Regions from separate parts of the Homo sapiens genome. Here all the other regions are linked to region 3. A link is a loop called in an ENCODE intact Hi-C map of the cell type or tissue named here. Cell type or tissue: A673. All regions are shown on one strand.

Region 1 (8,000 bases), 110 kb before region 3:
TAAAGTATCTTTTAATTTTCAACTTCAAAGCAGTCCCACTCTATATCTGAGATGACTCTAACTTCTACATTATAAAATCCATACTCTTTCTCCATTATCTTCTTTGGAAGATCATTCTCTCCCAGATCTTCCCGGATTTCCTTGTATATGGGCACACACACACACAAATGTGTGCAGTTGTATGTTTGCATGTACACACACATGCATGTATAGAATAGTGCTGTCTTAGGCCAGGTTGCTTGGAGCAGAGCCTGAGATGGGGATTTGGACGCATAGGATATACTGAGAGTGGGCTCCGAGGGAAAGGGAGTAAGAGAAAAAGAAGAGGGCAAGAAAAGAGTTGGGCAAGGGTTGGTTTCAACTGGAGCATGAATTGCACCACCCAGATAGTTTGACCTTGAGTCAAGGGAGCCAGCCTTTGAACCCTGGTAGGTGAATTCTGGGCTGCCCTGGGAGGTGGGGGGATGGGCAAGCGGCCCCCATTGAGCTGAGAAGCTGGGATGCCTAAGTAACTGGAGGATGAGTGCATTGACAGTGTCCACTACAGATACACACCTATATGTTCAGATACATATTTATACCCATATTTGCATATATATGCACATATTCATATATATAAATATATATCATGCAGGAATAGATCCATGCACTCACACAGTCATATTTACATACATGCAAATAAACACATGTAACTAACACAGATCCACACACACACATTGGCTCACACAAATCTATCTCATATGCAATTCATCACACATTGATCGGAGATAAACATTGAATATACTCTCCTGATGTGGATGGACCTCGACTCTAAGGACAAGTTTGCTGCTTAGGCAAATTACACCACGGCTTTGGCAAATAGGCATTTGGAAAATGTGTTCAGAAAAATATGGTATCACTCAAAACCCAAGCGTAAGTGAGGAGGGGATCCTGAGCTGCTGGGGCCTATTAGCTCCCAGCTTGGACAGGTCAAATTCGTGTTTCCAATAAAGACCAGAGGTCTTTTCCTTGCAGCTGGGTTAGTTTTTTCAAACCTCCTGACCATACCTCGAGATTACTCACACCTGTGCCTCACCCAGTTGAGAACTATCTCGTGCCGCTTAGTATCAGAATGCTTAACTTGGCATGAAGCAGGAAAACAGCACTTGGGGAAGCCATTGGTGGGAGGCCCATCACTGCCATCGTCAGAGCACGGGGTGATTCAAGGAAACCAGGCAGCTGCTATTCCTTTGTCTCCAAACACCGTGGGGGTTGTCTGCTGCAACCTTTGGTGAGCTCCTGAGCTGCAGTCCATTGAGGAAGGTGACAGTATCATTTGCAAGTTTCACCTCGCTGGGTACAGGGGCTTTTTGCCCAGATAAGAAATGCCCCTAGGCAGGAGGAAGAGAAACAGACTGAGTAGCCCAGGCCAGTTACTTAGCCAGTTACTAAGGCAGATGGAGCCCTCCCAAGCCCCCACTCAAACAAAACAAAACAAAATAAAACAAAAAAAAAGCCTCTTTGCTGAGAATCTCTCTGCAAAGCATGCCAACAGTTTTTATAACTGGTTTCCTATGCTCCTGGGCCAAAAAAGAGAATAGTCTTTTAATGAAATTGCTTTTTTTTAAAAAAGCAAGAAATGCCAGAGAGAAGTAAAGCGCATGACTTACTGGGAGAACTCTAAATTCAGTTATGGCTTAAGAAACAAGTTAATACTCCATTTTTGTGTTTGTGTGTGTGTGTGTGTGTTATTGTTGTTGAGATCCCATTTCCAATGCATTTACAATAAATACTAATGCCCACCCCTTATGCAGAACTAGAGTGAAAAAGAGCTGAAACTCACCAATAAACCCAAGAAAGCCTTTAGGACACAGATTCCCAGAAATGCCATCAGACAGAACAAGCAGTGGGGGAAATAAGCAAAGCAAAGGTGGCACACAGAAAAACATGATTAAAAGAGAAAGAAGAATTAAGACCTGGGGGAGGGAGCAAAAATGACTTTCTTATTATTATTATTTATTTACTTATTATTTATTTTTAGGTACACAGGGAAGTGTGTCTTCTCCCATGTCAAGAAGAAGTGGCCTTTCCAGGAATGGAGCTATTGAGCTGAAATGGCTGCCACTGCGCGTACACACACACACGCGCACACACACACACACACACACACCTCCCTTCCAGTTCCAGCTGACGGTGACTTTTTGACTGGTAACCATAAAAGAATTCATTCAAAAGGGCAGTTGTTCCCAGCAGCCAGTGAGGTCCTTCCTGCATTCGTTGTCTTGGAGAAGGAGGCACATAACAAAATAGAAACCAAAATGGGAAGGAAAAGAGAAAGAAAGTGAAATTCCTGGTCTTTGTTGTATGTATCCCCTTGCTTTTTAGATAAATTATCAGGGGTTTAAACACACACTCTCTCCCCTCCCTCCTCCCACTTCACACACACTAGATTGTTCTTGTCTGTTTGCAAACAGTCCAGAAGCACTGGGGTCTCATTAAATTAGATTCTAAGTGTCTTAAAGAATTAGATTTCAAGAAACCAAGAATCTGTGTCCTTTCCCTTCTCAGAGTGCCTGGAAGGGTGCAGATTTCTCCAATCTGAATCTGACAATGTTATTTCTTATGTCAGATAATCCCAAGTAGATCTTATACCTTAAAAAAATAAAATCAGCTACACTACCTACCTTACAGGGAAGGAAAAAGAACTAATTCCAATTATTAACTAACCCAAGATACAAACACAGGGGAAACTAGGGAATGTGCTTTGCAGCAATGTAAGATTATAGGGGTTGGTTTTAACCATCCTTTGAATGTCCCTCTTTAAGCCTTTTTAAAGGGCAATTTTGCACGGTGAGTAGAATTAGGCTTCTCCGTGGTCAAGATTTTGTTCACTCTATCAGTGCAAATTAAGTGGCACCGGCCCACTGGAAATTATAGTCTCCATTAGGAAGAAAAGAAATTACTTACCGAGCAGCAAATTCTCTAAATTTGTAATTCAGATCTTTAGTGCAGAATGCCGGTCAGGATCCAGCCCTTTGCATAAATTGGTTTTCTGGGGAGTTTAACCCCTTAGCCTCTGTTGCCCTTTTCTTGAATGGCATTCACGCAACCCTCTCCATCTCCTGGCCCTTTAACTGGCCCCGGCAGAAGTTGCAGTCCACAATTTCACAGAAGTAAGGATAATACATTATCACACATTACCGTTTATAAAGTGCTCTGGGTACAATCTGTAATTTAAAGCTGTATTTCCCTCACTGAACTTAAGTGCTTCCTTTGTTACATTTCATTACCGGGGGACTGGCATGCACCTGTATAGATTTTTTTTTTTTTTTTCATTTTTTGTTTTGTTTTGTTTTTCCAAATAAGCACTTCTTGACAAAATGGCCCCCAGCTGCACTTCTGCTAATGACAGCCATGGAAGGGCTGGTTCCTTACGTGATCTACTCTCTCAGAAGCTTGCTTTTGTCAAAATGCAGCCACGTGGGGGAGCTGCAGGACCTGGGGTTTTACAATGCCTAGCCCTTTTTCCCTGATTGCCTAACCGGGAAACTGGGCCAAAGCAGCCTGAGAGTGTATTTGTTGATTAACTTCTAGAAAGCAGTCAAGTTTAATTAGGAGAACTAGAACGAGAAAGCTGAACTGGGCAAGTCAGTTGCCTTCTATGATTCTCAGTCCTCCAAATGAAGATAAGGTTGGTTGGTTTGTGTTTCCATCCTTATCTGCTCTATCTTGGAAGAAGCTCAAGGAAGATTGTGTGATTGCAAAACGTTTCAGTTGGTGTCATTGCAATGCATTTAAGTAATCCTTACTGGCCCATCCTGCTCCACAAAGCAGCCTTACCTCTCATCTTCTCCACTCCCAACTAAAGAGCAAGTGATTTAAACTCTGAGTGTCCTCCCTCAACAATGGGCTAATAATAGAGCCTACTCGTGGAGTTGCTGCCAGCATGCAGTGAGATGGTGCATACCAAACATTTAGTGCAGTGGCTGGCACATTGTAAGCACTTAGGAAAGGCAAGCTATTCTATCATGGGGAACTTTTAGCACCAAGTAACAGAAAACCCCTACTTGAATTGGCAGATAATCGTAACAATAAGGGTATTTATCATTTCATATAATAGGTGTTGTATAACATCTTTGGCTTTGATTCTCTGAGACTCTCTTCCAGCTAACAACGATAATGAGGAAATGTATCGTTTCATATAACTGGTGTTAAGTCTCATAGCCTGGCTCTGGTTCTCTGACACTCCATTCTGCCATGTTCCATGGGTTGACTTCATCCTAAAACTGTGCTGAATGATGGATGCAGTTCCAGGCAAGGGGATTATGGGAATACCATAATCAGTTTCAATGAATCATTTTGGTGAAATCATGTTGAGAAGGCAATACAATGATACAGTAGACAGTAAAGCCATTATTGGTATCAGTGGCTTTAAGGCTAACCATTCCCCAAACTAACTGTGTCCCTTCAATTCACACCCATGGGATTTGTGTAATGACGGCCCCCACCTTCCAAAGCAGTGCCACTAGAATGTGAACTTATCAAGATCTGAACCTTCTTGTCTTGCTCATTCATTGTTCTATTGTCAGTGTCTAGCACAATGCCTGGACATGGTAGATACTCAACAAATATTGGTTGAATGGATAAATTGCTAAACAAATATCCTGTGGCCACACCCATTGTGGATTGCCTTATCCTCTAGTGTGAATTTGTTTTAGCTCTGAATGTCTGATCACCCTAACCAGACATCTACCCTTCCCAGGTAACCAGCCCAGTGGTTCTAAAAGTACAGTCCCAGGACCAGCAGCCTCAGCACCACCTGAGAACATGTTAGGAATGCAAACTCTCAAGCCCCACTCCATACCCGCAGAATCAAAAACTCTTGGGGTGGGACCCAGTAACCTGTGTTTTAGCAGCCTCTCAGGAGGTTCCAATGAAGGAGAAAATTTGAAAACCACTGGTCCAGGTAGAGCTACCACTTCACTGAGCATCAACAGCATGTTTGGTCCAAAGACTGGCCCTGAAGATGCTTAGATAAAAAAAGCTAACATTGAACCTCACTATATGCCAGGTATTGTGTGTCACATGACTTAACTTTGTTCACTGCTTATTTGGCAGCTGAGGAAACTAAGGCTCACAGAGAAAAAAACAACTTTGCCCAAGAACACACATGGCAGAGCCAAGGTTGAAATCCAACCTAAGTACATAAAAGCTTGCTTTCATGTCTGTGGGAGAGACAGGCAGGCAAAAAGATAATAATAATACAATGTAAGAGAAGCAAATGCAGGGTGTCATGGGACTCAGGGGAAGGCACTGGCGCAAGACCACAGTGGGTGGAGGTTGGCCACTTTGGGGAGGTGACAGTTGAGTTAACTCACACAGAATGAATAAGCGTTGGACAAAAGGGCTCCCAGAAGAACAGCAAGTGCAAGAGCCCAGGGTCCACAGAGAGAATGGCAGGTAGCTTAGCATGGCTGAAGTGAGACTGTGAGGAGAACGGATAAGAGGATGGAAGCTGGGGAGGTGGCACAGATGGATCTCAAGGACTTGGAGTAAAAAGTCCATAGTAACGAGTTTAAATTGTCTCTTGACGGCAATGGGGAGCCATGGAAGATATTTGAGCTGGAGGGTAACATAGATTTATATTTTGGCTGCAGGTAGGATCTAATACAAAAGCAATTCAACTAATATTCACTAAGTGACCTGAGTTATCTGTGAGATATTTATTATAAGGTGTTAAACTTCTTTGAAGATTGTAAGAAAGAGATAAAACCTCTAAATGGTTTTGACCCTTCAAAGGACATTTAAATGGTTATTTCTAAGTGTCATAAACATGGACTTGGGATTTGGCCTCATCATTCACCCAGATGATTCATACCCATGATCCCAGGCTGTGAGGTCTTGAGCAAATTACTTCTTCTCAGAGCCTTAGTTTGTTCCTCTGTGGAATGGGAATGCTAACAGCACTTACCTCGGAAAGTTGCTGAGAATAAACGAGACCGTGCATTTAGAGCATGTAGGCACCGTGTCTGGCAGGTAATGAGTGCTCAGTCAGCTTATTGATGAGGATGCAGATGACCTCAGCCTGAGATAGAACAGATGTGTTCTCTTTCATGGACTGAAGGCCACCCAGACTTTGCGACATCCTTAAACTTTGCCCCAGTTTCTCCTTATCCTCATAAGCAGTTGGCTGGCTGGCTTATCTAGAAAAAAGAAAGGAGGGAGGAGAAAAAGCAAAGAAAAATGTTCATTTTCCCTGCTGTTCACCCCATTCTAAAGTAAGGCAGAATTTCTGGAGAGGGGGCTCAGGTCCACCCTTGGCTATCCTTGGTTGTACAGTTGCATCTACTTATAACGGTGGCCAAGTCGCCATGGCAGTAGGTGCTGTGGCTGCCCTGCCCCATCGTCTTCAGACTACCCGAGTTTACCTGCAGCACTGACAGCTTCCCACCCCAAAACTCCTCGTTCTTTGCTTTTCCTCTCGGTGGCTTTCTCCAGGGGCTGTAGGAGCTTGTTTAGCCCACCTGCATGGCATTTTGAAAATACCTGAAATTTTATGCCCCGAAGGACAATTCTCAATCAGTGAAAGATGGGAGAGGAAAGGTAAACACCTCAGCTGCCCCATCTCTCAGTGGGACAATGTTGAGGGGTCGTCTTTGTGTTCTCTCAAGGGTCCTCAGCAAGACCGAGCCACCCGTCACCCACAGCAGTAACATACTCATGAGCACGCCCCCCCACCCCACCTTTTGTGCTTCCTGGGATCACTTCCCAAATAAACTACTTGCACCTAAGTTTTTGTCTCAGGGTCTGTGTCTTAGGTTAAAAACCTCTGTGTCGGCCAGGCGCGGTGGCTCACGCCTGTAATCCCAGCACTTTGGGAGGCCAAGACGGGTGGATCACCTGAGGTCAGGAGTTCTAGACCAGCCTGGCCAACATGGTAAAACCCCATCTCTACTAAAAATACAAAAATTAGCCGGGTGTGGTGGCAGACGCCTGTAATCCCAGCTACTCGGGGGGCTGAGGAAGGAGAATCCCATCTCTACTAAAAATACAAAAATTAGCCGGGTGTGGTGGCAGACGCCTGTAATCCCAGCTACTCGGGGGGCTGAGGCAGGAGAATCCCTTGAACCCGGGAGGCAGAGGTTGCCATGAACCGAGATCACACCATCGCACTCCAGCCTGGGGGACAAGAGCGAGACTTTGTTCCAAAAAAAAAAAAGAAAAATCTGTGATCTGTGTCTTAGGGTTTTCTCGGGAACCTCTATCCCATGACAAGGAGCTGAATAGAAGGACATTAATATGGGTGCTAGTTTTAAAGGTACTGGAAGAGTTGAAAAGACAACCATGGGGCCGTGAGGCCCACCCGGAGATTAGAAATAGAACATGGCACATGTATACCTATGTAACTAACCTGCACATTGTGCACATGTACCCTAAAACTTAAAGTATAATTTAAAAAAAAAAAGAAAGAAAGAAATAGAAATAGGCTACAAAAAGAACCACCACTAGAGACACACAGCCAAAGGGAAGAGGTGATGCTTCTGGAGCTAGGGAACCCGGCACCCTGTGGGAAATAGAACCCCATGTGGATGGGGGTGAGGCTGCTTGAGGGTAGCTGGAACCCAATGGAGGCTTCTGCAAGCAGTACCTTTTTGTTGACTGGAGGGAGGAGGCAGGAAAAATACGTGTCAGTGCCGCCCACTGGCTGAACTTAACCAGAAGCCAGTTGGTAATGGAACCTGGGAAATGCAGTTTGAAGAGAAGCTTGGAAAAATGATCTGAGAGTAAACATACAAATACCTAGCACAGTTGGTGGCTTTAAGAGGAGAAAAAAGGGAAGGGAAGGGGAGGGGAGGGGAGGAGAAGGGAGGGGAGGGAAGGGAAGGGAAGGGAAGGGAAGGGAAGTGAAGGGAAGGGGCAACCTTGATTAGTGTCCCACCCCCTTCCCTGGCTCTAAATAAATGAACATGTATGCTATGGTCATGCTGACATCCTTGTCTCCTCCTTTATCTTCAGAAGAG
Region 2 (8,000 bases), 250 kb after region 3:
GTTTAACAGGATGCCCTATATATTAGTTAAAAGTGAAGCAATTGAATTAGGTACCTTCTCTGCTGCGTGGAAAAGACCGTATGACTCACCCACACCAGCCTTCTCTTCGCTCTGAGTGTAGCTAACCGTTTCTGTTTTTTTTCCTCTAGGGTTTGGAAATCCCTTGTCTCCAGGTTGCTGGGATTGACTTCTTGCTCAATTGAAACACTCATTCAATGGAGACAAAGAGAACTAATGCTTTGTGCTGATTCATATTTGAATCGAGGCATTGGGAACCCTGTATGCCTTGTTTGTGGAAAGAACCAGTGACACCATCACTGAGCTTCCTAAAAGTTCGAAGAAGTTAGAGGACTATACACTTTCTTTTGAACTTTTATAATAAATATTTGCTCTGGTTTTTGGAACCCAGGGCTGTTAGAGGGGTGAGTGACAAGTCTTACAAGTGGCCTTATTCCAACTCCAGAAATTGCCCAACGGAACTTTGAGATTATATGCAATCGAAAGTGACAGGAAACATGCCAACTCAATCCCTCTTAATGTACATGGATGGGCCAGAAGTGATTGGCAGCTCTCTTGGCAGTCCGATGGAGATGGAGGATGCCTTGTCAATGAAAGGGACCGCTGTTGTTCCATTCCGAGCTACACAAGAAAAAAATGTCATCCAAATCGAGGGGTATATGCCCTTGGATTGCATGTTCTGCAGCCAGACCTTCACACATTCAGAAGACCTTAATAAACATGTCTTAATGCAACACCGGCCTACCCTCTGTGAACCAGCAGTTCTTCGGGTTGAAGCAGAGTATCTCAGTCCGCTTGATAAAAGTCAAGTGCGAACAGAACCTCCCAAGGAAAAGAATTGCAAGGAAAATGAATTTAGCTGTGAGGTATGTGGGCAGACATTTAGAGTCGCTTTTGATGTTGAGATCCACATGAGAACACACAAAGATTCTTTCACTTACGGGTGTAACATGTGCGGAAGAAGATTCAAGGAGCCTTGGTTTCTTAAAAATCACATGCGGACACATAATGGCAAATCGGGGGCCAGAAGCAAACTGCAGCAAGGCTTGGAGAGTAGTCCAGCAACGATCAACGAGGTCGTCCAGGTGCACGCGGCCGAGAGCATCTCCTCTCCTTACAAAATCTGCATGGTTTGTGGCTTCCTATTTCCAAATAAAGAAAGTCTAATTGAGCACCGCAAGGTGCACACCAAAAAAACTGCTTTCGGTACCAGCAGCGCGCAGACAGACTCTCCACAAGGAGGAATGCCGTCCTCGAGGGAGGACTTCCTGCAGTTGTTCAACTTGAGACCAAAATCTCACCCTGAAACGGGGAAGAAGCCTGTCAGATGCATCCCTCAGCTCGATCCGTTCACCACCTTCCAGGCTTGGCAGCTGGCTACCAAAGGAAAAGTTGCCATTTGCCAAGAAGTGAAGGAATCGGGGCAAGAAGGGAGCACCGACAACGACGATTCGAGTTCCGAGAAGGAGCTTGGAGAAACAAATAAGGGCAGTTGTGCAGGCCTCTCGCAAGAGAAAGAGAAGTGCAAACACTCCCACGGCGAAGCGCCCTCCGTGGACGCGGATCCCAAGTTACCCAGTAGCAAGGAGAAGCCCACTCACTGCTCCGAGTGCGGCAAAGCTTTCAGAACCTACCACCAGCTGGTCTTGCACTCCAGGGTCCACAAGAAGGACCGGAGGGCCGGCGCGGAGTCGCCCACCATGTCTGTGGACGGGAGGCAGCCGGGGACGTGTTCTCCTGACCTCGCCGCCCCTCTGGATGAAAATGGAGCCGTGGATCGAGGGGAAGGTGGTTCTGAAGACGGATCTGAGGATGGGCTTCCCGAAGGAATCCATCTGGGTAAGCTGCCCTGTCTCCGTCCCGTGCTGTTCCGCCTGTGTCTGTCTGTCTCCCCGTCTCCCCCTCTCTATTCCCATCTCCAGACAACGCTGGCCAGGAATGGGGTTTGGAGAGCCAGAGTCAAGTCCAGGCTCTTTTTGGTATCACTCTGTGTAAGTCATTTAACCTCTCAGGGCCTTAATTTTCTCATTTCTGTAATAACAGGGTTGAGTTAAGAGGTCTCCTTGTTCTGAAAATATATATATATTTTTTAAACGTGTATCGTTTTGCTCACAAAACACACTTTAAAAAAAAAATAACTTGTGCATCCAGCCCAAATGCACTGCTTCTTAACTGGGGCGATTTTGTTCCCAATCAGTATCTGGCAATGTCTGGAGGCATTTTGGTTGTCATACTGTGTGTGTGGGTGTGCCTGCTGGCATCCAGTGGGCAGAGGCCAGGGACACTGCTCAGCATGGTACAGTGCACAGGACAGCCCCATCATCAAAGAATTATCTGGTCCCAAATGTCAATAGTTTGAGCATTGAGAGACCCTAGCCTTCACTTAAGTTTTTCTGGCGTTCCTGATCTTTTTCTGTAGTGAATTTCTAGTGGCCATAAAAGGTACTGGGAGTGATGATCAACTAGAGCCAGGAATATTATTTGGGCAGCCGTTTGGTGCTGTCCAAAACCTTGTCCTTTCTGTCTGGCAAGCTAGTATCCATTTATAGGTACCTCAGGAACCCAAATGATTTGTCATAAAATACAAGGAATGTGAGCACACTGAAGACATTTTTAAGAAGGCTCATTTGCTCAGCAGAATTTTCAGTGTACTAGTGGCATTTATAGAAAGAGAAGGTGATCACTGAAGGCATGCTCACATAATATTCCTGAGCCCTGGTGGGCGTTATCTAGGGCAAAGGATTCCACCTGTGTTTGGAGTTGCGCCCATCCTCACTGTAGCCAGAGCTTCTCCTATCAGAGTTTAGTATTTTGTTTGAATAGAGGATCTTGCTGCTTAAAACAGTTGAAAAGACCCTGATGGGCAGGCCGTAATTGACAAGCGAATGATGGGAACATGAATCGGTCTTAGGGAAGCATCTGTCAAAGTGGTCCTCGGTTAAAACAAGTGCCTCCTCCTCTCAGTGTCACTTGATTGTGTGCTTGAATTCTTCGGAAAACTGGGTGTATGAGACCCACGATGAATTTGCCCACACGATTGATTGGACTCTTCCTTCACCTGCTCTTCAGCCAGTGCCAGTTCCTTTTCTGATCATGTGATTGACGTGAGAACTGTAGTCTGTATATCAAATCTTTAGAATGTTTTTGAGTTTCCTGGGACACAGGAAACCCAGCACTTAGCATACTACAAATCTAATGTCTTAATGGCATCATAAAAAGAGGCTTTAAACACAGACTCCAGTTAGCTAAGTGGTTTCTGCTAGTGCCGGTACTGTTGCAGGGGCCCTGTGAGATGCCCCAGTTCCCTGAAAGAAATGAAAAGGCCAGTTACCGGTAGGTGGTGTGGAAAACATGGGCTAGATCATCAGGCAGGACAGAATGCCTGGCTGTGGGTGGGAGCACCCCAGCTTGGCGTTGAGTTCTGGTTCTACCACTGCGTTGTTTTGTGACCAATTATGAGTTGCTTAACCTTTCTTTGCTACTATTTCCCTGTTTGCAAAATGGTTCATTGACCCCTGTCTTCCACCTCCCAAGGACAATTTCAACAGCCTATTTGTAAAAAGATCACAGTCCTTTAAAAAATATAACTGTAAAGTCAGAGGTGATGCTTGAAAGAGCAGGAACCAGGTAGATGTGGAAATGTCATGTCCTTTGTTCTAAAGAAAAGGCATTTCATAGCTTTTTGGATATGACGCAACATACCATAAATCCTGACACATAGTTGGGAGTCGGAAATTGCAACAACGCCCAGTTATAAACCCAGCTAGTTTGGGTATGATTGTAAGAAAAAAAAGCTGGCCATTCTGTATTTGGGGAATTGATTTTCCTAAACTTATATTATCTTAGTAGTCTAGATTTATCATATTGTACTATCATCCTGGCTTTTTTAAGACTTAAGAAGATCAAGTAAATTTTTTTTTCTTTCTTTAGACACTATATAGATCATCAAGGGTGTCTGTCTTACAGGTGGATAGTGATATGATCTACAGTGAGGGGACATTTATTTAAAACTTAAACATTCATGTGTTTTGGGGGTGGTATTTTAACGGCAGCACCTCTGATTGTCTTTTGGAGGGCTGGTGTGTGTTTGAAGTTCTGTCCTCCTTCCAGTGGACTCTAACTTCTCCTGATGCACGTGAGACACATTGTCCTATTGTCCTGCAGAAACTAAAGCCAAACACTGTCATTTGGGGACAGGTTTTCATTTGTCAGATCTCTTTCGCCCACATGAGTGTTTGTGGACAATACAGCCTGCTTTCCAAAACTTTGCTAAATTTTGACAGACTTTCCTAGGTGCTTGCCCAATGCCAGACTTTCTTTTCTGTTGAAGATTAAGTTGTGCTTGCTGCCCTCTAGTGGTCAGTTGTTTAATCCTAACCTTAAACGGCTTATTTTTCCCCTGGTGGTTGGGAAGTTGACGGTTTGTAATTGGCTCATTTTTCTAAATTATTCTGAAGAAGATAATTTTTCCCGCCAGTATGTATGTCCACCTTCAGTTTGCCAGATCCTGCCTGCTCAGAGACACTGAGAACCGGAAGCTGCCCGGGCAATTCAGTCTATGAAATGATCTTTCTTGTGATTAAGGCAAACGAAGAACTGAATGTTTAATAGTGTACTCTGCTGTACCCAGAAAAAAACAAAACAAAATCATGTTATAACACTCTAAAACTTCAAACAACCTCCAACAGCATTTGGTGTGTGTCTAGCCGTTTTGTTCTAACCCGATGTTATATAAAAGAATTTTTTCATGCTTTCCAAAAATGTTTATGTCAAGAATATTTAAGTCAGCATGCCTTATTCAGGTACTTCAGCTACCTTCTTATATAAATATTTTTGTTTTTCCTTTAAGATAAAAATGATGATGGAGGAAAAATAAAACATCTTACATCTTCAAGAGAGTGTAGTTATTGTGGAAAGTTTTTCCGTTCAAATTATTACCTCAATATTCATCTCAGAACGCATACAGGTAAAGAACTTTTATTTTTTTAACCATGCATTAGTTAAATTATGTAGTTATCTAATTTTTTTGTTGTTGTTGTTCAGATACTCTGCCAGATCCTTGGACTAGCTTAAGGATAAATATGTAGCATGTTGATTGCAGTGGTTATTTTTATTCTTTTAGTGCCATTGTAACTTGAGCCATTGTTCTTATTTGCAGTTCATTTCTTTTCTTTCTTTTTTGTTTTTTGAGACGGAGTCTTGCTCTGTCACCTCGGCTGGAGTGCAGTGGTGCAATTTCGGCTCACTGCAGCCTCCACCTCCCTGGTTCAAGCAATACTCCTGCCTCAGCCTCCCCAGTAGTTGGGATTACAGGTACCTGCCACCACACCCGGCTAATTTCTGTATTTTTAGTAGAGATGGGGTTTCACCATGCTGGCCAGGCTGGTTTCGAACTCCTGACCTCAAGTGATCCGCTCACCTTGGCCTCCCATAGTGTTGGCCTCCCATAGTGCTGGGATTACAGGCGTGAGCCACCGCGCCCGGACAAAGTTCATTTGTTTAGTTTATGACTGCTATGTCCTGACTCTTATCTTATTAAAAGCTACAGTATTTTAAAATGCTGCATCTTATGTCTTTATGATTGAGAATGAAATGAGAATCTATTTAGTAGTCTTGAGATTGTGAAAGGAGCTATGACATCATGATGTAGGAGGCTGCGTAGATTTGAAATTTCATCTCTTCCACTTACTATCTGTGCACCCTTGGGCAAGTTATTTAACCTTTTTGTGCTTTTAGTTTTCTTTGCTGTAAAAGTAGAATAATACATATTTCCCTAGGGCTGTTAGGAAGATTAAATAAGTTAGAAGTGTTGCTGTTAATTTTTCTATTGAAGATAGGCATTCATAATTTCAAATATTCATTACAGTAAGGATGATAAAGAACTGATGAGAAATCCTATGTGATAGTAGATCGAGAAAGCAAAAGGAGGAAAGAAGCCTGTTTTCTTAATAAATAGATATTTGATCTATTTCAGTGCTTTTCATACACTTCTATAATAAAGTGCCATTTCTTGCCTTAGGTGAAAAACCATACAAATGTGAATTTTGTGAATATGCTGCAGCCCAGAAGACATCTCTGAGGTATCACTTGGAGAGACATCACAAGGAAAAACAAACCGATGTTGCTGCTGAAGTCAAGAACGATGGTAAAAATCAGGACACTGAAGATGCACTATTAACCGCTGACAGTGCGCAAACCAAAAATTTGAAAAGATTTTTTGATGGTGCCAAAGATGTTACAGGCAGTCCACCTGCAAAGCAGCTTAAGGAGATGCCTTCTGTTTTTCAGAATGTTCTGGGCAGCGCTGTCCTCTCACCAGCACACAAAGATACTCAGGATTTCCATAAAAATGCAGCTGATGACAGTGCTGATAAAGTGAATAAAAACCCTACCCCTGCTTACCTGGACCTGTTAAAAAAGAGATCAGCAGTTGAAACTCAGGCAAATAACCTCATCTGTAGAACCAAGGCGGATGTTACTCCTCCTCCGGATGGCAGTACCACCCATAACCTTGAAGTTAGCCCCAAAGAGAAGCAAACGGAGACCGCAGCTGACTGCAGATACAGGCCAAGTGTGGATTGTCACGAAAAACCTTTAAATTTATCCGTGGGGGCTCTTCACAATTGCCCGGCAATTTCTTTGAGTAAAAGTTTGATTCCAAGTATCACCTGTCCATTTTGTACCTTCAAGACATTTTATCCAGAAGTTTTAATGATGCACCAGAGACTGGAGCATAAATACAATCCTGACGTTCATAAAAACTGTCGAAACAAGTCCTTGCTTAGAAGTCGACGTACCGGATGCCCGCCAGCGTTGCTGGGAAAAGATGTGCCTCCCCTCTCTAGTTTCTGTAAACCCAAGCCCAAGTCTGCTTTCCCGGCGCAGTCCAAATCCCTGCCATCTGCGAAGGGGAAGCAGAGCCCTCCTGGGCCAGGCAAGGCCCCTCTGACTTCAGGGATAGACTCTAGCACTTTAGCCCCAAGTAACCTGAAGTCCCACAGACCACAGCAGAATGTGGGGGTCCAAGGGGCCGCCACCAGGCAACAGCAATCTGAGATGTTTCCTAAAACCAGTGTTTCCCCTGCACCGGATAAGACAAAAAGACCCGAGACAAAATTGAAACCTCTTCCAGTAGCTCCTTCTCAGCCCACCCTCGGCAGCAGTAACATCAATGGTTCCATCGACTACCCCGCCAAGAACGACAGCCCGTGGGCACCTCCGGGAAGAGACTATTTCTGTAATCGGAGTGCCAGCAATACTGCAGCAGAATTTGGTGAGCCCCTTCCAAAAAGACTGAAGTCCAGCGTGGTTGCCCTTGACGTTGACCAGCCCGGGGCCAATTACAGAAGAGGCTATGACCTTCCCAAGTACCATATGGTCAGAGGCATCACATCACTGTTACCGCAGGACTGTGTGTATCCGTCGCAGGCGCTGCCTCCCAAACCAAGGTTCCTGAGCTCCAGCGAGGTCGATTCTCCAAATGTGCTGACTGTTCAGAAGCCCTATGGTGGCTCCGGGCCACTTTACACTTGTGTGCCTGCTGGTAGTCCAGCATCCAGCTCGACGTTAGAAGGTATTGCATGAGGGGCGTCGTGTTTAAATGGCTGCCTACAGTGATTAATAGCTAATCCAGGCATTCTCAGTGGAGATGGTACCACTCCCAAGGGTGGGGGGTAGGCAGCCAGAAGTTCTTGGGGGTCACAGAGAGAAGCATTCTTAGATACGGCAGTGGTTTGTGGTCCTCCAAGGCTTACTTAACTCTGTGGGTTTAACTCTTAACCCTGTGTATTTTATTCTTTTGATTTGTTTAGTCTTACTTTATTTTTAGAGAAAGGGTCTTGCTCCGTCATCTAGATTGGAGTGCAGCGGTGTAATCATAGCTTACTGTAGTCTTGAATTCCTGAGTTCAAGAGATCCTTCTGCCTCAGCTTCCCAGGTAGCTGAGACTATATGTGCTGCTACCATGCACAGCTGATTTTTAA
Region 3 (8,000 bases):
GTGCTGGCAAAATATCAACGGATGCGTGATCTTTTAAAAAATGTTTTGAATCATTGCTAATTAAGCAGCTCAAGAATTGATTAAAGGGATGGAACATAGAGCCAAGAGGAAAAAATATGCAAGAATGGAACTTTAATGAATCCATTCAGAGGGGTGTGTGGGCAGAGAGTCACCACGGGATATGGTATCTGGCTTTTCCCAGAAAAACTAGTTCAATGACAAAACAAATGATCATAGTGACATTCTTTGCATTTTGATATTCTTAGATTGGTGGGCAAGAAGGAAACATTAGGAAAAAGAGAAAAACTACAGTCATTGCAACATGCTGGAAGGCATTGAATACACAGACCTTTGGCTAAACAGTTGTGGTCTTTATAATTTTAACATTCATTTGCTACTTCATTGACTATTTACTATGTCTTTAGTGTGTGTGCGTCAATGCTCTAGGGAACAAAACAAAGTTGCTGACCACCTGGAGTTTATAGATGAGCCACGCAGGCTGATATGGTAGCCACAGGCCTCAAGTGGCCACTGAGCACTTGAATGGGGCTGGTCGGGACTGAGATATGCTGTGAGAGTAAAACACACACTGGATTTCAAAGACTTAGTTCAAAAAATGAATAAAAAATATCTCATTAACAATTATTTTATGTTGATTACATGTTAAAATGATAATATTATGGACATACTGGGTTTAATGAAACACTACTATTATAATAAATATAATAGTATTCATTTTCTTTTTACCTTCTTTTTTTTTTTTGAAATGAGGTCTCACTCTGTCATCCAGGCCGGAGTGCAGTGGTATGATCACGGCTCACTGCAGCCTTGACCTCCCTGAGATCAAGCGATCCTCCCACATAAGCCTCCTGAGTAGCTGGGACTACAGGTGTGTACCATCATGCCCAGCTAGTATAATTTTTGTATTTTTAGTAGAGATGGAGTTTCATCATGTTCCCCAGGCTGGTCTCGAACTCCTGAGCTCAAGCTCTCTGCCTGCCTTGGCCTCCCAAAGTTCTGGGATGACAGGAGTGAGCCACCACGCCTGACCTCTTTTTACTTTCTTAATATGACTCCTAGAAAATTTTAAATTTCCTGTGTGGCTTGCATTATATTTCTGTTGGGTAGCACTGTCCTAGAGGTGTATAAGCTAGTAAATAATACATATATTAATATAATACTTCATAGTGATGAATGCTTTGAAGAAAGTGAACAGGACAAGAAAATGGAGCCATATGGGAGGTGAGGGCTCTGGCAGTATTTCATAAGGGGCTTCCATGGAAGTCTTTTCTGAAGAGGTAATATTTGATTATCCAAAGATGCAAGGTCGGGCATGGTGGCTCATGCCGGTAATCCCAGCATTTCGGGAGGCCAAGGTGGGCAGATCACCTGAGATCATGAGTTCAAGACCAGCCTGGCCAATATGGCAAAACCCCGTCTCTACTGAAAATACAAAAACTAGCTGAACATGGTGGCACATGCCTGTAATCCCAGCTACTTGGGAGGCTGAGGCACGAGAATCGCTTGAACCTGGGAGGCGGAGGTTGCAGTGAGCCAAGATCACGCCACTCTGGCCAAAAAAAAAAAAAAAAAAAAAATGCAGATAAATCTTGATTCCTAGAGAAATTGCTTAGACTCTGTTTTTTCATTGTGTCACCAGCTAAAATAGTCAACGAATAATCATAGAGAAACTGAGGGGGTTAAAAAATGTGGAAATAGTTTGTACCTTCTTCTGTGATGGCCTGACAGGCTTACAAGCCAGGAATAATTATTTTTCTCTTGTAAACAGTCAGCAAATGTTCAGAGAACCATCTTATTTAGGCACAAGTAATAAAAATCTTACAAATAGATTTTTCCTTCCCTGTAGCTATTTGTAGCTACATTATCCGTTTTTATTTATTTCTGATAAAACAACACCCATGTCTGATGATGGAGGGGGGTGGGGAAACCATAAGCAGAACTTCATGTTCCTCAAGGGTCTAGCTTAATTCCAAACAATAATTGTGTTTCCTGTCTCAGCAGGATAAATGTACAGCACAGGAAATTCTGTATAGAGTGGGCAGAGGCACTTTTCAAATTTCCCATATGAAGAGTATGCTATTATTGGAGTAGGGTAATTTGAGCACCTCTCACAAGTATAGTATAAAAAGTTAAACCCAGATTAGAGAGTTCTGCCCAGGGGAAACGAAAGTAAACAAAAATTGAAGCAGTGAACTGTTGAAACTCTAAATGCCGTTGAACTTTGAGCATGAAGAAGCCCTCCAAACAGCCCGTGCACACAGTCAGAGAGCTGTTGTTAACTCAGATTCTATCATTTACAGGTGCCCCATGTTCATGACATGTTAATTAGGCTTGACAATAAACTCAGCATTTGTTTCATATTAGAACAATGAGATTTTATACATGACTCAAGGGCTATATTTAGTGAATTCAAATCCAATAAAATAAATTATTTCAATGCTTCTACATTCATATTTGGGAACCCTAAGTATACCACAGATCATATCATGCTGTTGACACCAAACCTCACGCACCAAAACCTTGAAATAGACCAGATAACCTAAACTGTGGGAATTAGGACTGTTCCTACCACTTAAGAAAGAGTTCTCCTGCGTTTGCTATATTTCCAGAACTTGGCTTTACATGAATCAAAGACATGAGATCTCTTCCCCCATTCTCCACTTACTCCCCAAATGAAAAGAAAATGAAAGAAAGGCCAAAGAGTATTTTCTTTATTTTCTAAAATTATTTCCAACTTTTCCTAGTGACTCTTAAAAATAGAAATGTGGCCAGTGGCTTACTGGTCGGATCCTGAGCCGATGATTCATTGCCATGAGACGTTATTTCGTGAGACATTCTCTAAGGGAATCCAGGGAAAGAATTCTGTCCTAGTCACTCACATATTATGCTTTTAAGAATGAGGTGTGGCCAGAGTTCTCAGAGATCCTTGAAGAGAAAATTATTTTCATTGTTTTTTCTGTTTGTTAGCACTTTAAAACTTAAAAACAGTTGGGATAATTCTACTCACTGTGTGGGGGACAGCATGGTGTGTTTGAAGACGTGCCCGGAAGAGCACAAAAAGTGACTCTTTCTCTCCCCCATACCACACACTCAAATATATGTCACCTCTCTATCTCACTCACGATTCACGCATCTGCAAAAGTTCACAGATAGCAAATTGGCTCTCCAATCAAAATAACAATGCCAGTAAAGAAACCTCAAAGGGTCCAGAAACAAACATTCAAACAACAGGGTCCTACGAAAATTTCATTAGAGAGGAAATAGGTCCTTAGAACAGAACAAAACTAAACAGAAACTCTGAAGGAAGATGAGAAAGAATACTATGAATGTGGTTAGCTAGAAAGCTATTCAACAGCTTCCTTGCTTCCCTAATATCCAGCTGCAGGAATATGCCAAGGGGAGAAAAAAAAATCTTTCTTAGTCCTACTAAACGTAGGAAAAGTGCTATTCTGACTCCAAAGCTGAGCTGTAGATGGCAGTGAGTGGGTGGGAAGGGAATGTGAGCCGTCCCTAACAACAACAGAAAGCCTTCTGCTAGTATCCGTTCCCAAACTATAAACACTCAGAGACTCCTCGCCAAGCACATAATAAAAATTTCACCTCCCCCCCCAACCATGGTTTCCTGTAGTTTGTACTATTCAAATGCAAATTGTGATGAATATCAGCGTGGACTCTCCAACTTAAAGAACTCTGATTTTTTTTTTCATAAGTATCCAAAGCTTCCCACTGAGAAGAAAGCATCATTTAGGAGATACTCAACTGGTTGAGAAATATATGTGCTTATTTTAGAATTGGCACAAGAATATGTAAAATGATCCACTGATAATGATCACCCTAAGGGATGTCACACCCAAACGCCTATTTTTGCAAACAGAAAAGGAACAAATACAGCATTCTTTACTGAAAACTCTAAAGGAGATCCTGCACCATAAATTACAGACCTAATCTAAGAGTCAAGCAATGTTTACTCTAAAAGGTGACATTCCGAAATTTTCCTACAATCGGATTAGATGGAAGAGCACATTGTCTTTCTTTCACTTGGGAAGTAAGCCCTACCATAATTCTCTTTTAAGGGATGAATCATAGAGCCCCCACATCTGACAATGGATTAAGTCATTTGTTTTGTTTCTGGGATATATTCTACCCTTCACTACAACTGGGATCTACAATTTGTTCTAACATTTTCTGGCAATTTCTGATTTGTTCAGACAAAGACCAGAAGCTTAAGTCCCACGGAATTAACTGGTTGGATTATTACCAAGGTGGAACAGAGCCAGAAGGTTGAGAACATACACATCGTGTGCTCTTGGGACATAATATCTGCCTTCGCAAGGATGGTATCATTTCTCAGCCTCTCACCCACCAGTTAGCTCAACGAACTGGAAATGTTTTTCTTTCCTTTCCCTTTTTTTTCCCTAATTTTTTAACAGCAGGAACAGAATAAACTGGTAATAAATCAGGCAAGCAATATTTTTTTTTTTGCTTCTTGGAACATACTAGAAAATAATAGTAACTTATTTGTTACAACACTTATATCTCTACATTAACCAACAAGCCAAAAAGAAGATGAAAGAAAAAATTAAGAAGAGACAAAGAGGGAGGAGGATGGGGAGGAAGAAAGAAGGAGGGAGGGAGGGACAGAGGGAAGGAGGGAGGGAGGGAAGAGGGAGGGAAGAAGAAAGGAAGGGAGGAAATTTTCTGATTCTAAAAAATCAGAAGTCACCAAAGTAGCTTTCATATTCAACTAATTGAAGAGTATGTTTAAATAATATTCCATTTGCCTAGTACTTCACAGTTTCACATACATCAGCAATTGGTTGCCTGATATCATTTATCATCTTTTATACTGGAGGAAACCAATGATTTCAAAGATTAAATAATTTAAGAATGATCATGTACCTAGTACAATATTGAGCCAAAATAAAACTTGGTATTTCAGTCTGCTATGGTTTGAGTGTTCGTCACCTCCAAAACTCTTGTTGAAACTTAATTGCCGATGTGGCAGTATTGAGGGGTTGGACCTTTAAGAGGTGATTAGGTCACAAGGGCTCTGTCCTCATGAATGAATTAATTCTTTCATGGATTAATGGGCTAATGGGTTGTTATGGGAGTGGAACTGGTGTCTTTATAAGAAGAGGAAGAGAGACCTGAGCTAGAATGCTCAGCCTTTGTGCCATGTGATCATGTGATGCCCTGTGCAGCCTTGCGGCTCTGCAGAGGCCCCATCAGCAAGAAGCCTCTCACCAGATGACTCTCCTCAACCAGCTTCTAGAACTGTAAGGAGTAAATTTTGTTTCTTATAAATCACCCAGTTTCAAGGATTGTGTTACAAGCAATGAATCAGACACAGTCTTAGTTAATAGTTAATAGTAATAGTTAATAGTTTTCATCATGACACTAGAGAGCTTTCATTTATTCTGGTTCTGCTACGATACTTACATTAATCTCACATTTTCACAGGTATTTCCCAGTTTTTATGAACCCTCTCCCAAAATTATTTTGTGAGAAATTAAAGCACTGCACAACGTTGCAGCCACTGAAATTGTTCATAGTACAGATCGCATCTGTAGATCCATCTCCTTCTGCTTTGCTCAGAAAACACATTGACTTGGGTGGTGGGCCTGTCTTCCTACCCGGTTTCTCTTTTTTTCTTTTCTTTTCTTTTTTTCTTGAGACAGGGTCTCACTCTGTTGCCCAGGCTGGAGTGCAGTGGTATAATCACAGCACACTACAGGCTCTATCTCTTGGGCTCAAGCAATCCTCCTGCCTCAGCCTTCCAAGTAGCTCATCTACAGGCATGCACCACCACACCTGGCTATTTTTTTTTTTTTATTTTTAGTAGGCACAAGGTCTCACTATGTTGCCCCAGGCTGGTCTCCAACTCTTGAACTCAAGAGATCTTCCTGCCTCAGCCTCCCAAAGTGTTGGGACTCTAGGCATTAGCCATCCTGCCCTGTCTTGCCCAGCATCTCTACCCAAAGGAAAGTACTCCTGCTTCATAGAAGTGCTTCTTAATGGGGGCAATTTTGCCCACCAGAAGACATTTGGCAACATCTAGAGACATTTTTCGTTACCACAACTATGGGGAAAGGAGAGAGGTACTACTGGTATCTTAGTGGGTAGAGACCAGGGAGGTTGCTAAACATCCTATAATGCACAGGGCAGCCTCACAACAGACAATCATCCAGCCCAGAGTATCAATGTTGCCAGGGATGAAAAAGCCCACTCCGTGGGAAGCCTGCTGAAGTCACATGACCCTGTGGGCTTACCCTCTTCTGACCCCACAGCAAGGAGGGGCATGAGACCTAAGCCTAGGCACCTGAGATTCCCCCTGCCCCAGGACTTTGCCAGAGATATCAGAGAAATTATTCTTTTATTTATTTATTTAGAGATCAAAACTTTAAGGCTGACGTAAATCTGGTCCCACCAGGCTGAAAATGAAGATAGGGAGAAGGAAACAGAATCGACAGGGAAGGAGAGAGATCTGAAGACTGAATCAGGCCCTACGTCTTAGGCTTTTGAGCTAAATGGGCCTCTAAATTTCATTTCTGTAGGGGGATTTGTTGTAGAAGTTTTTCTTAAATTACTCTCAGTTGACTTCCATGATTTTCAAGCAAGAGTCCTGGCTAACACTGAAGCTGATGAGTGAGTGTTATTATTATAAGAACACACTAACTACATCTAACTAATATTTTGAAAAGCCTATCATTCATCAATGTCAGCATTTCGGCTACTACTAATAACAAATAATAATGCGGCTCATAGGTCACAAGTAAAATCTCTTACATGTTACGTGTACTTTTTAAATAAGGGATTATCAGAATCACTACTTATTTGTTTGTTTTAGCTAAACAGGAAGGAGACAGACAAGGTTTTGTGGCTCATAGACCAAATCAAAGACCCAGTACTTGAAATAACTTGAGGAGTTACAGATGCCAATTTGATCCCAATATCAGATCCCAAATGACAAGGCAATCAATTGATAGACAACCTGACATTCCGTAGGAGATTTGCCTGAGTCTTTGACTCACCTTGGACAATTGAAGTCCAGGACTTTTTTGTTGTTGTTGTTTTTTTTTCAATAGTTTTGGGGGCACAGGTGGTATTTGGTTACATGTATAAGTTATTTAGTGGTAATGTCTGAGATTTTGGTGCACCCATCACCCGAGCAGTCTACACTGTACCCAATGTGTCTTTCACCCCTCACCCCCTCCCACCCTTCCCCCGGAGTCCCCAATGTCCATCACATCATTCTTATGCCTTTGCATCCTCATAGCTTAGCTCTCACTTATAACTGAAGACATACGATGTTTGGTTTCCCCTTTCTGAGTTATGAAATCCAGGAGTTTGTTTATAAGGGACCTCTTCCAGACGGCATTTCAAGGAATCTTCACTAGTATGGTAAGAGGCACATTAAACTCAACATGTCCAGGAGGGTCAGGACAGGCTCTCTCTGAGTTGAGATGAAGCTGAGAGGCAGGGGAGACTGAGGCAGTGAGGGAATTCAGGTGGACAGCATACCAGAGAGCAAAATACTGCAGAGAGAGAGCTCCAGAGATCGGCAAAGGGCCCACCAGAGGTCTTCAGCTGAGCTCTGATTGGCACACACTAGCAACACCTACCTGAGGTTGTGCAAAGACCTGGATCCAGCTCTTTTTTTTTTTTCAGTTATTTATTATTTAACAAATTTTTATTATTTCTCATGATTCTGTGGGCTTCCTGGGCAACTCTGCTTCACAACAATGAACTCTGTCATATTTTCTTGAATTAGAGCATTGGATTAGAGGAACTAGTATTGGAGCTCACGCAGGCAGCCTGGACAATCTCACAATTCACAAGGCACTGGGCAGAGCCCTCAGAAGCATCTTGCCTCAGTAGTGGAGAATAATTAGCTCTGGACTAAACACTGCTCTGATCCCACTTAACACATCTTACACCCTAAAAGGATCAAACTATTTCCAAGGAACTTAACTGCATCC

What was found. Hi-C counts contacts between places; a loop is a spot of excess contacts. Peaks named below come from ENCODE experiments on the same cell type or tissue, not always from the same donor. Only the 100,000 strongest peaks of a DNase experiment are listed, where the experiment ranks them.
Region 1: a loop joins it to region 3, with 8 times the contacts of the local background. A loop is called at or near these places in 6 of 110 quality-filtered maps.
Region 2: a loop joins it to region 3, with 6 times the contacts of the local background. A loop is called at or near these places in 16 of 110 quality-filtered maps.

The regions. Positions count from the first base shown.
Region 1 is chr20:53,935,545-53,943,544 of GRCh38, reverse strand. BCAS1 (brain enriched myelin associated protein 1) reads left to right here. Exons shown (of 13, transcript NM_001366298.2): 13 at 1-4. It overlaps BCAS1-AS1 (BCAS1 antisense RNA 1), which reads right to left. Exons shown (of 5, transcript NR_199019.1): 2 at 5,951-6,182; 3 at 2,947-3,113; 4 at 2,150-2,260; 5 at 1-1,370. Among named protein-coding and RNA genes, the nearest start is that of BCAS1-AS1, 24 kb to the right of the region's middle. RefSeq lists a silencer at 4,481-4,775. In A673, a CTCF peak has its summit at 3,458 (motif pointing right); a DNase peak (open chromatin) is centred at 3,454; H3K4me3 peaks cover 854 bases; H3K27ac peaks cover 5,976 bases.
Region 2 is chr20:53,575,318-53,583,317 of GRCh38, reverse strand. It overlaps ZNF217 (zinc finger protein 217), which reads left to right. Exons shown (of 6, transcript NM_006526.3): 2 at 150-1,857; 3 at 4,868-4,984; 4 at 6,038-7,591. The coding sequence starts at 492. Among named protein-coding and RNA genes, the nearest start is that of ZNF217, 15 kb to the left of the region's middle. RefSeq lists enhancers at 1,060-1,129, 1,160-1,289, 687-1,478. In A673, a CTCF peak has its summit at 4,388 (motif pointing left); DNase peaks (open chromatin) are centred at 137, 3,247, 3,727 and 4,367; H3K4me3 peaks cover 2,911 bases; H3K27ac peaks cover 2,654 bases.
Region 3 is chr20:53,824,416-53,832,415 of GRCh38, reverse strand. No RefSeq gene overlaps it. Among named protein-coding and RNA genes, the nearest start is that of BCAS1-AS1, 87 kb to the left of the region's middle. RefSeq lists a cis regulatory region at 2,237-2,250 and enhancers at 2,172-2,316, 3,583-3,692. In A673, CTCF peaks have their summits at 3,264 and 3,470 (motif pointing right); DNase peaks (open chromatin) are centred at 2,045, 2,855, 3,635 and 4,265; H3K4me3 peaks cover 2,336 bases; H3K27ac peaks cover 3,881 bases.